Linked DNA regions of Homo sapiens: region 2 is linked to region 1. A link is an interaction called in ENCODE POLR2A ChIA-PET data of the cell type or tissue named here. Cell type or tissue: PC-9. All regions are shown on one strand. Each heading gives the region's core, and the rest is flanking DNA. Links, peaks and the distances in the headings are about the cores only.

Region 1 (6,050 bases), core at 1,083-5,082:
GATAATGAGTTTGACTTTACATAGAATGAAGGGCATCCAGATAGAAATCTTTGGTTAATAATTAGAAATATAGACCTAGAAATTAGGAGGAAACCTGAGACAGAGACAAATATTTCAAAGCTTACAATACAGAGATGATACCTGATTCTATTGGAGCAGGTTTGATCATCTAGGCAGAAATTAGGATGAGAAAAAAGGAGATCCAATAATACAACCTTATAGTCACAGAAGTAAGAAAAAAAGGGTAGTTGTTTTGAAGAAGCCAGGATAGGTGTGGAAAGTACTCAAAAAGAAATCTTCAGGGATAAAATAAAGTGATAATTTAAAAGAAATCAATGGATTAAACATATTGAAACTGTTCTATAGGCAGTGGTCATTGAGTCAGCTTTCAGTGCATTAGGAAGAAGATGCATAGGTGTCAACTCTTTTCTGACAGCATTTACTAGAGAAGAGAAAAAGCTGGGGACTACATCTTCAAGGAAGGGACTTTTTTTGGATGAGCAGTTTTGAGTGTGTTTGTCAGTTAAAGAGAGGAATTAGGTTAGTTTTCATTTGGGAAAAATTGTATATATATTTAATGTAAGTTATCACATTGCATCTTAAAAATATTCTTATTTAATACATATATTTCCTACATGTATATGTGGTAGCATGATAGCAAATAACATTTGTTTGGTATTTCCAAAGGACTTTCATGTACATTGCCTCATTTTACCTTTACAGCTACTCTGAAATACACAGGCATTATCCCTTTTATTCAGCTGAGAAAACTGAGCTTCATTGAGGTGGAGGTCAAAAATCACAAAATTTGTGATGAATTAAGATTTGAACATATGTTTTGTGACTCCAGTTTTCCTTTCAGATTTTAAAATTAATTAAAGGGATCTTCATTATACTTTTATTGTTAACTTTTTGTTAACATAATTTATTCATACATTCAGTGAAAATTTTGTTGAGGTACTGGGACAGGTTAAAAAATACAGTTGTAGCCCTCAGGATATTTAATATCCAGTGAAAAGTGACAGTCAGTAAACCAACAATCTCAATACTTTGATATATGTTGTGAGGTTGTGATAACCGATTCTTGTTTAGTTTAATTCTATATCTCCCTTAGACCAGTGTTAAATTTAAATAAAACACCTCATTTTTTCCAATTCAGGGAAGGCACTAAACATAAAGCATAGGATAGAAATGTTGAACTCATCCAAAATATTATTTTGTTTAATGAAAATGATGAAGATTAAGGAATACTTCCATGTATTGAGTAAGGTTGATAATTTTCTAATTCTTCACTGTGCATTATTTTGTTTGAAGTTGGTAAATTTGGAGTATCCTGCAGACACATTTTGCTTTATGTACTACAACATTCTACAACCAAATAAAAATTATTTTGATTATCTGATTTTGGATTATCTCTGCCAAAGTATATAATGAAAGGTTGTCTCCTTGCTGCTTTACTGAATGAAAAGTGTTGATTTAGTAACTCCAAACTATCAGGTTATTAAATAATCATCTTATTGTGTCTACAAGATAGCTGTCACTCTCACATATTTGTATGTAGGTTTCTAGGACTTTTGGGGTACAACAACAAAGATTTCTAGTAAGTTTTGTTTTTGTTTTTAATTTTATTTTAAATTTATAAATAACAATGGTACCTATTCATGAGATACATAATAATGTTTCCATTCATATAATGTACAGTGATCTGACCAAGGTAATTAGCATATCTATCATTTCGAACATTTTTCTTTGTGTTACGAACATTTAATATGTTCCTTCCAGCTATTTCAAACTATATAATATACTATTGTTAACTATAGTTATCCTACAGTGGTATAGAACACTAGAACTTATTCCTCTTAAAGTTTTGTTTTTAATCTAAGCACTGCTACTAACTGCACATAGGAAATATTGATTGCTATTTTATTAATAAGGGGAATTAAGTTTGTAAGTCAAATAAACATTAATGAAATACCTTTTTGAAAATACTATCAAACTAAAACTTACTGGGCCATTTATCCAACTGTAATTTTAAATTGTGAAAAATAGCACAGTGGCCAAATATGCTATACCCCAGTGCTTTATAAAACAAATAAGATGACCTTACCACTAGGAGGTGGTATTTCAACAAGTAGCTCTACTATTATTTCTTGGTATAAAGTTGAACTAATCTTTTTTTTTTTTGAAAAAAATCAACTTTATTTTTTCTAGGTTTAAAAAAATAGAACCAGCTATTAATTTTTGTTGAGAAAATGCATCTTTTGGTGTTCACATCTAAATTTCTGAAAAGGTGATCTGGTTACTAAAATCATCCCAAATACATTCATAAACCAGATCCACGTGTGACCAGCCCTTTACAAAAATTAATTACAGTTGCCACAGCCTTTACATTCATTCTTATCACACGTTACAACATGCAGATAACACAAAGAAAGGTCAACAAGCTGAAGTAAACATTACAGCATCAGGAAAATGAAAACCCATCTGTATAAAATAAATACAATTTTGTAATAACTGTAAAGAAAATGAAAGCACTTAATAAAAATAATGGCAGTTGAATGTATAACTGTCTCATCTCCCAATCATAAAATAAGTTACTGTAAAATGCATAGACTCCTTACACTTAAAGAATTTGTGCATCACAGTCATGTGAAGTTGAACTAATCTTAAACTCTGTATTTTCTTGTGGAATAAAAAGGGAGGGGAGGACGCATTTAAAGTTAGTGAATGTATTGCTCTTACTTTAGGTATAACGTGGTAGTTCAAGTAGATAAAAGCATTTAGGAACCCTCACCCACTTCTATCTCACTCCTACAGAATCTCTAGTAATTGCTTTTCTGTAAGTAGATTTTTGGGAGAAACTCAGAGAAGCTTATTCTATGTAACATGACAAAACAGAAATAATATCTATATATTCAGCAGCTGGAAGGAAAGATAACAGTGACATACGAGTTATATGCTTTTATATCTCAAAGTGGGATTTGATATTTATTTTTACTTGATTGTCCTAGAGTTATACTTCCAATGTATCCATCTTACTTTTTGTGTGAACTCTTAGAGAATGCTACCAATCTATGAAAGTTCAGCACTTTAAAGAAAGCATTACTCAGTTATTGTGTGTTATCGTGTTTGTATGCATGAGTCTTTGTGTATGTGCTAAATGGCAAATAAGAAATATGTGTGTTAAATATGACACATAGCCTTTTTGCCCTAGCTAATATAAATTAACACACACATAACACATTGGATGCAGTAGAATAATAGATTTCTCTCTATAGATTTTTTAATAAATTATGCAGTAAAGAATGGAAAGCATGGTCCATATGCTTACTGGATGTGTTTGTGTGAACCCTGATCTAGGGCACGTGCATTTCCATTGTAGGCAGTGTTTTTAAAGTTTACTTGTGATTTCAAAGATTGCCATAAGCAATGCATTGTTCTGTGCTAGGTCATTGCTTAATGAAGAAAAAAGAAATCTGCCAGTACTGCTTTTTCCAGATTAACACGTTTGGTTTGAAGTCACAGTGATTACATGTCAACTGTGTTGAGACAAACTTTTCATACTCTCCTTAGATGCATTTTTGTAGAGAAAGAAATGCTTACATCACATTCCCCATGTCCTTTTGCCAAGCGCCTGAGGTGAGCTATGTCTCTGCTGTATTTGGAGCAGACTTTTTGTTTTATTTAATTCTCAGAAGGTTGAGGTGTCCAGTTACTACATTTTGTTAAACAAAATTTCCAGCAGACACTATAGCTCAAAATACCACATTCCTTTCTAACCAAAAACAAAACAAAAGACAAAAAAGGGGAGTAAAGGGAGTACTCTCATTTCATGAGAAACATTTGTAGAAAAGAGATTTGTTCATGGTAACAATTGGGTTTTTAATACCCTTCATTTTCAGAATTCTGCATCACACGCTGCTTCAGTTTACATCTCACCATGCTTTCCTGTTCCTTACGTTTTTAAAGCTCATGTTTTAAGGTTGTATTTTCTTTCTTTTGTTGTTGTTTTGTTTTGTTTTGTTTTGTTTTTGAGACGGAGTCTCGCTCTGTTGTCCAGGCTGGAGTGCAGTGGCGCGGGCTCTCGGCTCACTGCAAGCTCCGCCTCCCGGGGTTCACGCCATTCTCCTGCCTCAGCCTCGCCAGTAGCTGGGACTACAGGCGCCCGCTACCACGCCCAGCTAATTTTTTGTATTTTTAGTAGAGACGGGGTTTCACTTGTAAGCCAGGATGGTCTCGATCTCCTGACCTCATGATACACCCCCCTCGGCCTCCCAAAGTGCTGGGATTACAGGCGTGAGCCACCGCTCCCGGCCAAGATTGTATTTTCTTATCCCTCCCATCAGCCTCGTTTTCATACTTGATATTTCATATTTACAAGGTACCTTCATTCCTTTGGTTTTCTACTTTTCAATACATATCCAGATTTGGCTAATAGAGTTATCTGTTTGACATATCCTGTGTCCCCTCAAATATATCCTCCAAACTTAACTCATCATCTTCTCTCCAAAACCTGCTCCCATCCTGTCTTCTGTCTCAGAGAATGAAATCATTATTCATGCAGTTGCCCAGCCAGAAACCCTGGAGTGTTTCTGAATGCCTCCCTTTCCGTCTCCCCTTCCCTTCCCACACTACTGACTGTATGTCTACCATGTGTTCCCATGTCTCTCAACTTTCACAGACATTCAGGTCATCATCTCTCACCTGTATCATTAGAGCAGCCTTCTGACTAGTCTTTCCTTATTGAATCCCTTCTTACAGTATCATTATTGATTGTTTTAAAATGCAAATCTGGTCATATTACATCTCTCAAAAAATTTTTATGGCTTTCCCACTGCCTCCAAGGTAAAGACCTACTCACTAAAATGTATAAGTGCTGTCATCCTCTTGCCCCTGCATACTTCTTTAATTTCTACCACTCCCCATGCTGTAGCCATTCTGTACTTTTTTCATTTCCTAGAGTATGCCATTAAGCTAGGCCAGACCAAATAGGTTGGTTGGCATTCAAAGACTGACTAGAACTCAGATTTTTGTTTAGGATTATCTTCACTTAGGCTTTCTACTAAATTAGCAAATAGGAAGTAGCAAGGACATCTACAATATAAACATTTACGTAAATAATTACAACACTCTAGTGTCTCCCTAGTTTCTCATGGAGATATGGCCAAAATTCAGTTGTCAATGTCATATATATATATATGTGTGTGTGTATATATATATATGTATATATATGTGTATATATGTATATATATGTATGTGTATATGTGTGTGTGTGTGTATATATATATATGTATATATATATACACACACACACATATATATAGCGAGTACCATGCCAGATTGTACATGGAAGCTCAGTAGCTTTTGTTCCATGGGCAGTGTGAGGGGCCATACTAATGCTCAAAGGTCTACCTTCTACTGTATAAAGAAAGTTTTACTATATTGAAAAGCGTGCACAATATTTTTTTCTGTGTTATTGGGTCAACAGCAGTTCTCACCATGATCACCATCATCTTCCACAGCTATGTTTTCTCTTGCTTCTTGGCTTTGTACACATTGCTGGCTCTTCGTACACATTGCATACACACGGCATTTGTCAATGTCGCCTCTCTTGAATAACTCTTAACTATCCTTTAAGACTCAGATCTGGGGTCTTCTCTTCCAGAATATTTTCTTCGTTGTTTGCCTCATTAGCAACCATCCTGAGCATCATTTTTTATGGTCCTCAGTGAACTTATTTTTAAATGTTGGTCTGTTTAATTGTCTACTACTAAATATAGGCTCCATCAGAATAAGGAGCATATCTTACTTATCTTCATATTTTTAGTACCTAGCAAAGATATTATCACATTATAATAATCTAATATCTATAGGAGAAAAAAGGGAAAGAGGGAAGTGTATTATTCCTTTCTCACACTGCAATAAAGAACTACCTGAGGCTGGGCACGGTGGCTCACACCTGTAATCCCAGCACTTTGGGAGGCCGAGGCAGGCAGATCATGAGGTAAAGAGATCAAGAGCATCCTGGCCAACATGGTGAAACCCTGTCT
Region 2 (6,050 bases), core at 1,233-5,232, 410 kb after region 1:
CACTATGTCTCAAAAAAAAAAGTTAGAAGTGGGATTTCTGGGTCATATGGTGAGTATATGAATATATATAGGAAACTGCCAAACTGTTTTCCAAAGTGGGTGTACTATTTTGTTTTCCCAGTAGCAGTATATGATAGCCCAAGTTCCTCCCCGCCCTTACCAGCATTTGTTATGGTCTGTCTTTGTAATTTTAGCCATGCTAATAGGAATGTACTAGTCTCCCATTGTAGTTTCAATTTGCATTTCTTGATGACTAATGATGTTGGACATCTTTTCATGTGCTTATTGGATATTTGTATAGTTATTTACTCAAGATAAATAATAACTCATGGCAAAAAGATTTCACATCCACATACCAAAAATAATTTGTACATGAATGATCAGAGTAACTTTAGAATAGTCCAAAACTGGAACCTCCAATAGCCATCAATAGATGAATGGATAAACCAGTTGTGATATACAACAGAATACTACTCAGCAATAAAAAGGAATGAACCTCTGACACAGCCAACAGTATGGATGGATTTCCAAAACATTATACTGAGTAAAAGCAGCCAGATATAAAAGAGAACATACTGTATGATTCTATTGATATGAAACTCTAGCATAAGCAGAAATAATCTATTGTGACTGGAAGCAGGTAAGTGGTTGTCTGGATTTGGGAGTTAGGCAAAGTGTTACCCAGAAAGGGGCTCAAGAAATTTTGGAGGAGATAAGAATGTTCTATTTACCACACAGGTAAATGTGTCCATCAAAACTCATCAAGCTGCACACTTAAAATAAGTGCATTTTATTGCATGTAAAAATAACTCAATGAAGTTGATTTAAAACAAATATTCAATTGTTTCTCACTACTTTAGAAAAAAGTTTTAAAAAGTTAGTATGATATACAACGTCTTCAATGATATGACCCCTTCTATCTCTCTGACTTTTTCTTTCTAGGCCTCCGCCTGGTTTGCTCCAGTCATACTCTAATGCCTACTCCCTCCGCATCATCACACTTTCTCGTGTCTCTATATCTTTATAAATGCAATTCCCACTTCCTGGAATCTGAACCCTACCCCCTGCCTCCTTGTAATTTGACTCACTCCTACTCATCCTTCAAGGTCAACTCAAGACTGCCTGGACTTTTCTCCAAGGCTGGATCCAGCACCTCTCTTGTGTGTCCTCAGACCATCCTGTATAGCTCTCTAGTCTGATGTTTTCACACTCTGGTACCAAAGTTAATATTCTTTCTTAGGCTCTGAGCATCTTGAAACCAAGGTCTGTCTATGTTCTTAATTCCTAGCACAAAGTTTGGTACATGTTGCTTAGTATGTGTAGAATGGATAGATGAATGACTGAATGAATCAACTAATGCCCTGTCTACTCAGAAGGATATAATGAGAATCAAGTGACATAAGGGTGTGACTCCCTGCACTCTATTATTTGGGTGTTTGATTTGGCCCCATAATATGGTGGTGTGGCCAAGACTATGCCCTCTGAACCTCCACCTCCATCCCTGGGTACAGCCAGTAAACAGAACTTTGCAAATTCCTATCTTGGAATCACAATGACAAACGCTCCAAGATGGCAGGAGCCTCTGAGCACCTTGAGAGGCAATCAAGAGAAGCCTGTCTCAGCAGACTCACCTCACTGCCAGGTGGTGGCTGCACACTCTCTGTGGGGTATCGCACCTCAAACCACAGCTCTGCAATCCTACAATATCTTTCACCATCCCACATAGTATTTGTTAATTGAATCCTGTAATTTAATTGCATTCGCATTTCTAAGCACACTTGTTTTCATAGAACGTATACTCTTTAGCACCTGAAGATTCTGACAAGTAAATGTCATCCATGCCTGTCCAGGTAGATACGAGGTAGCGTTGCCCTCACTCCCAGACACTCCCCTGTCCATTACTTAACCACGTGGAGTTGGAGTAGCCGTTTTCTATGATTATGATCCATTTTCTTCACCCTTGTTGGAGCTTTCATAAGAATCAGCAGGAACTCTGCAAACCCTCCTCCCTGTCACTACCTCACCACTTCACCAACATGTCCCCAGCCTCCAGTTCCATCCCATCAATGCCATTTCTGGCACATATGCCCACTGGATCCACCCAGTGACAACCACCTGCATGCCATTTTCTTGAATGAAAGGAATGAAGGCATTTTCTACTCTATCATCATTCCTTGACCTTCACCTGTTTTGGTTTTTAAAGTGTTTTCTCTTCTGCATTAGCCGGAGTTCATTAGAGAGCCGTCCAGCCTCCATACCTGGAGTTGGTCACTGATGGCCTTTTTTACTGTCTGCCACTGAAGGTTAGTCTGGTCAAATGATCTTCAGTGAAGAGCATTCAACAAGTCAGTGCTCAAAAGCAAGGGGGTGAATCTTTGGAGGAGAGACTGGGGAAGACCGATGAGAGGGGAGAATTAATGGTTAAATCTACAGTAGGGTTTCAAATTCTTTTTTCAAGTTTAGGGGAAGGATTCCTCTGTTAATTCATTTATTCATTCTTACAATCTGGTTAGACCTATGGCCTCCCAGAAAACAGCTAAATTAGCCTCTTCTCTAATGTAGGCCCAGGGCTCTGGCTCTATCGGGGATTCCAAAGCCCCTCAACACCACCCCTGAGCTTACCCTGGAGAGTAATGTTTTCCGGGCATTCACATCAACTGAGAGCTTAAATATGGTTCTTCTGGGAGAGGGCCAGGAGACGGGATGGCCATTATCAGCAATCTGCTCTCTGCGGAGTCTGAGCCATGTGAACAAACAACCTCACACACTACGAGTGGGGAGAGAAGCGATTGGAATGTTCACTCCTATTTTCCTAAAATATCCAGTGAACCATGAACCTAAACTCTACACCTGAGGCAAACCGGGAGTTGCTATTTTAACACAGCACAGCTTAGAAAACAATCCACACATGTTCTGTGACTTGGGCCAGCCCCAGAGGGATTCCTGGCAGCATTGCATGGGTGACTAATATTCACAGCCTCTCTGAGGGTGAAGGGTATGCTATTCACCTGTCTGCCACCACTCACTTCAATATGCTTTGCCATGTGGGATCTGAGAGGAGTCTTTTTCTGGGAGTTTTAAATATCTTTTCAATGGGGCTTTTAAGATACTTATAAGTACTGTTTTCTGATCTAGGATCGCTCCACCTAGTCTATTGGCATATCTCTTATACAGGAGGACAAGAGAGTGATGAAAAATGAGACAGGAAATGCACCCATTTATTTCGCAAACATCTGCGTTGGGCCATTGGGGAATACCAAGATGACTCAGCCACAGTTGAAGGAGGGCAGATATGAAAACAAATCATTAAAATAATGTAGTCAAATGCTAAATAAGGTTTGTACCAAAGGCTGTGGGAACACAAAGAAGGGATCATTAATTTTGTCAGAGGCAGTCAAGGAAGACTTTGTAGAGAGTGACCTCTGAGTTGTACTTTAACAGCTGTGTTGGAAAGTTCAGGTGAGAGAGGAAAGGAACGGTGTTCAAGACAGAGGGAACAGCAGCCGCAAAGATGTGGAAGCTTGAAGACCCCTGAAAACTTTGCTGAGTTTGGGCCACAGGTTACACGGGAGCAAATGGGGCAGGTATGAGGCTGACACCGTGGGTTGGGGTGAGATATGAAGGCATGTGGTCAGGTTAAAGGGTCCAGACTTAATTCATTGGGCAATTGAGAAAAAACAGAGGACTTGGAGCATAGGTGTGAAACATCAGATTTTAGAAAGACATATCAGTAGACAATCACTGTATTTCAGGCTTTAGTGATTCCTCACTTGGTCCATGATACAAGCCTCCATGTCACACTTTGCTTGCTGCTTTGTATATCTGCTCAGCTGAGGCATTTTTACATAACCGTATGTTAAAAGGGTCATTATTCCCACTGTACAGTTGGCGAAAGAGAATCTCAGGGAGCTTAAAAAGAATACCCTTTGGCAAAGCCAAGATTCACACCGAAGTCTGTTGGATCACCAAGTCTGTGTTTCATTATACTGAATTAGAAGATAATAACAACGAGAAAGAAAAAAATGGTGATTGGCAGCCCTGGCTGCACATTAGTTTCTCCTTGGGAGCTTTTTTAAATCATGATGTCCAGGCTGCACCCTAGACTGATTAAACCAGAATACGTAGGAGTGGAACCCAGACATCAGGATTTGCTTAAAGCTCCTCAGGTGACTTTAGTGTGCAGCCAAGTTTGAGAATGACTAAGAGATGTTTCAAAGGAAGACTTGGTAATAGTTGGCTAGCAAGCGGGAAGACCGAGAGAGAAGGAGGAAAGAGGTGACTTTAAGATTTTTAACTTGGATGAAGGCAGAAAGGGATGTGAGTGGGGAAATGAGGAGTTTATTCTCACAGTCATTTACTTTGCCATCATAGTGTGACATCCAGGTGGAAATACCCAATAGATGCCTTGGCAAAGTGAACCACGGGCTTCAGAGGAGTCAAGGCTATATCAAGGTCAACACCTCATCCAGTGCTGTGCTGGGGGCAGCTCACACCAGCTCCAGGGAAGCAACTATTAAATATTCTGAAATTTTGCAAGCCAGTTGTTAACACAGCCATTAATAAAAATTAAATCAAAAGAATTAAATAAATTATATTTTTGAAAATGTAATAAACTCTCAAAACTCATTACTTCTCATTACTACACTTTAGTATTGCCTGTGCTCTTGAAGTTGTTTATGTATACTTTATCTGTGTGGTGGGAAAGCCATATAATGGTAGCTTACTGTAGGGGATCTTTGCCAACTCTGCAATCACTCATGTTGATAGCTTGAAACTGGCCATGGTAAGGAGCATTTACATCATGAAAACTGGCAAATACTACAAAATAAGGCCCCCGTCATCCCCCACAAAGAGCGAGTTGTTAAAACATTTACCAGCACACCATTGCCTCAAACCACATTAGGGACTATGCAGAGATGCCAGCGTATGAGTATGCATGGGGAACCTCATCAAGATAAAACAAAGACAGTAAGAGACAAGTTAAACTTCACAGATGGGGGTGGCCGGTGGTGTAAGGAAAAAAAAAAAAGACTTCACAGATGGGGGAAAAAAACTGATGCTAGAAACAGTTTTCCCCTTGACTAATATTTCCCAAAACACAAGCTTTTTGCAATACTCAGGTCCTTTGGGATTGCTACTATTCCAAATAAACCTGTTTTATTTAGCTCCGTGAATAAGGCCCTTCTAGCCAGAGAAGATATATTTTATATGCACACATAAAAATACTCTGTGTTTATGTAACACTTTCCTTATAAGGAGCTCACAGCAATTCCACATACTCTCTTTATTCCTATGAACACCCTGGGGAGGTAGCTAGGTGGTAGAGGAAATAGGAAGGAATGAACAAAAAAAAGAGTTGAATTAGAAATCATGGCATTGCCTTGCCTCAGTACCATAAACAAGCATAGGAAAGCCTAACTTCAGGACTATAAAGTGTCTTGCTCAAGAAGTTTCTAGAATTGGACTCCCATCACTGGCATTTTTCCATAGGCATGGCCTAGAAGCAGGGAAAACCTCCCATTAGCTACCTTTTTTTTGCATTCCCTTGCTATTTTGGCTTTAGCCCCTAACTTGGGCCGGAGCTGGAGTTTGCAGTCCAAGCCTGTCTGACTCCACAGCCTCTGGGAGGTCACCAAATGGCCAGCGGCAGGAAAGGAGATGGGCCTGCCAAGAAGCAGCAGGGACCTATGTTAGGGCTCATTCCCATGTGACTCCAGTGGTCCCTGATGATCATTCCTGGGCTCCTCGCCAGTGACACCACTGTCCCCTCTGCACCTGCTGCATCATCCCCCTGGGGATCCAAATGGCCTCTCTGAATGTCCTTGGCAATTCCTCCTGAGGCTCTGGACAATTTCAAATCAGTCCTTTGGAATACAAGTCAGCTTAACTTTAATGCTTGGTATCCTCCCCATTTACCCAAGATTTGTCTGTGCTGCAGAGCAGAAGGTACACGGCTGCTGATAATGAAAGTTGGGGGAAAGAATTAACTGCGTTGTGTGTGTGTGTGTGTGTACATGTGCATGCATGTGCATATATGTGTGTCAAAAACA

The links. Peaks named below come from ENCODE experiments on the same cell type or tissue, not always from the same donor. Only the 100,000 strongest peaks of a DNase experiment are listed, where the experiment ranks them.
Region 2: POLR2A ChIA-PET joins it to region 1 with 6 read pairs; 1 of 35 experiments calls an interaction of 5 or more read pairs at or near these places.

Annotation. Positions count from the first base shown.
Region 1 is chr13:43,892,531-43,898,580 of GRCh38, forward strand. It overlaps LACC1 (laccase domain containing 1), which reads left to right. Exons shown (of 7, transcript NM_153218.4): 7 at 1-1,402. Among named protein-coding and RNA genes, the nearest start is that of LACC1, 16 kb to the left of the region's middle. In PC-9, for the core only: a CTCF peak has its summit at 2,084 (motif pointing right); a DNase peak (open chromatin) is centred at 3,511.
Region 2 is chr13:44,298,274-44,304,323 of GRCh38, forward strand. No RefSeq gene overlaps it. Among named protein-coding and RNA genes, the nearest start is that of SERP2, 73 kb to the right of the region's middle. RefSeq lists an enhancer at 3,109-3,298. In PC-9, for the core only: no CTCF peak of the experiment used is centred there; DNase peaks (open chromatin) are centred at 2,938 and 3,228; H3K27ac peaks cover 2,272 bases.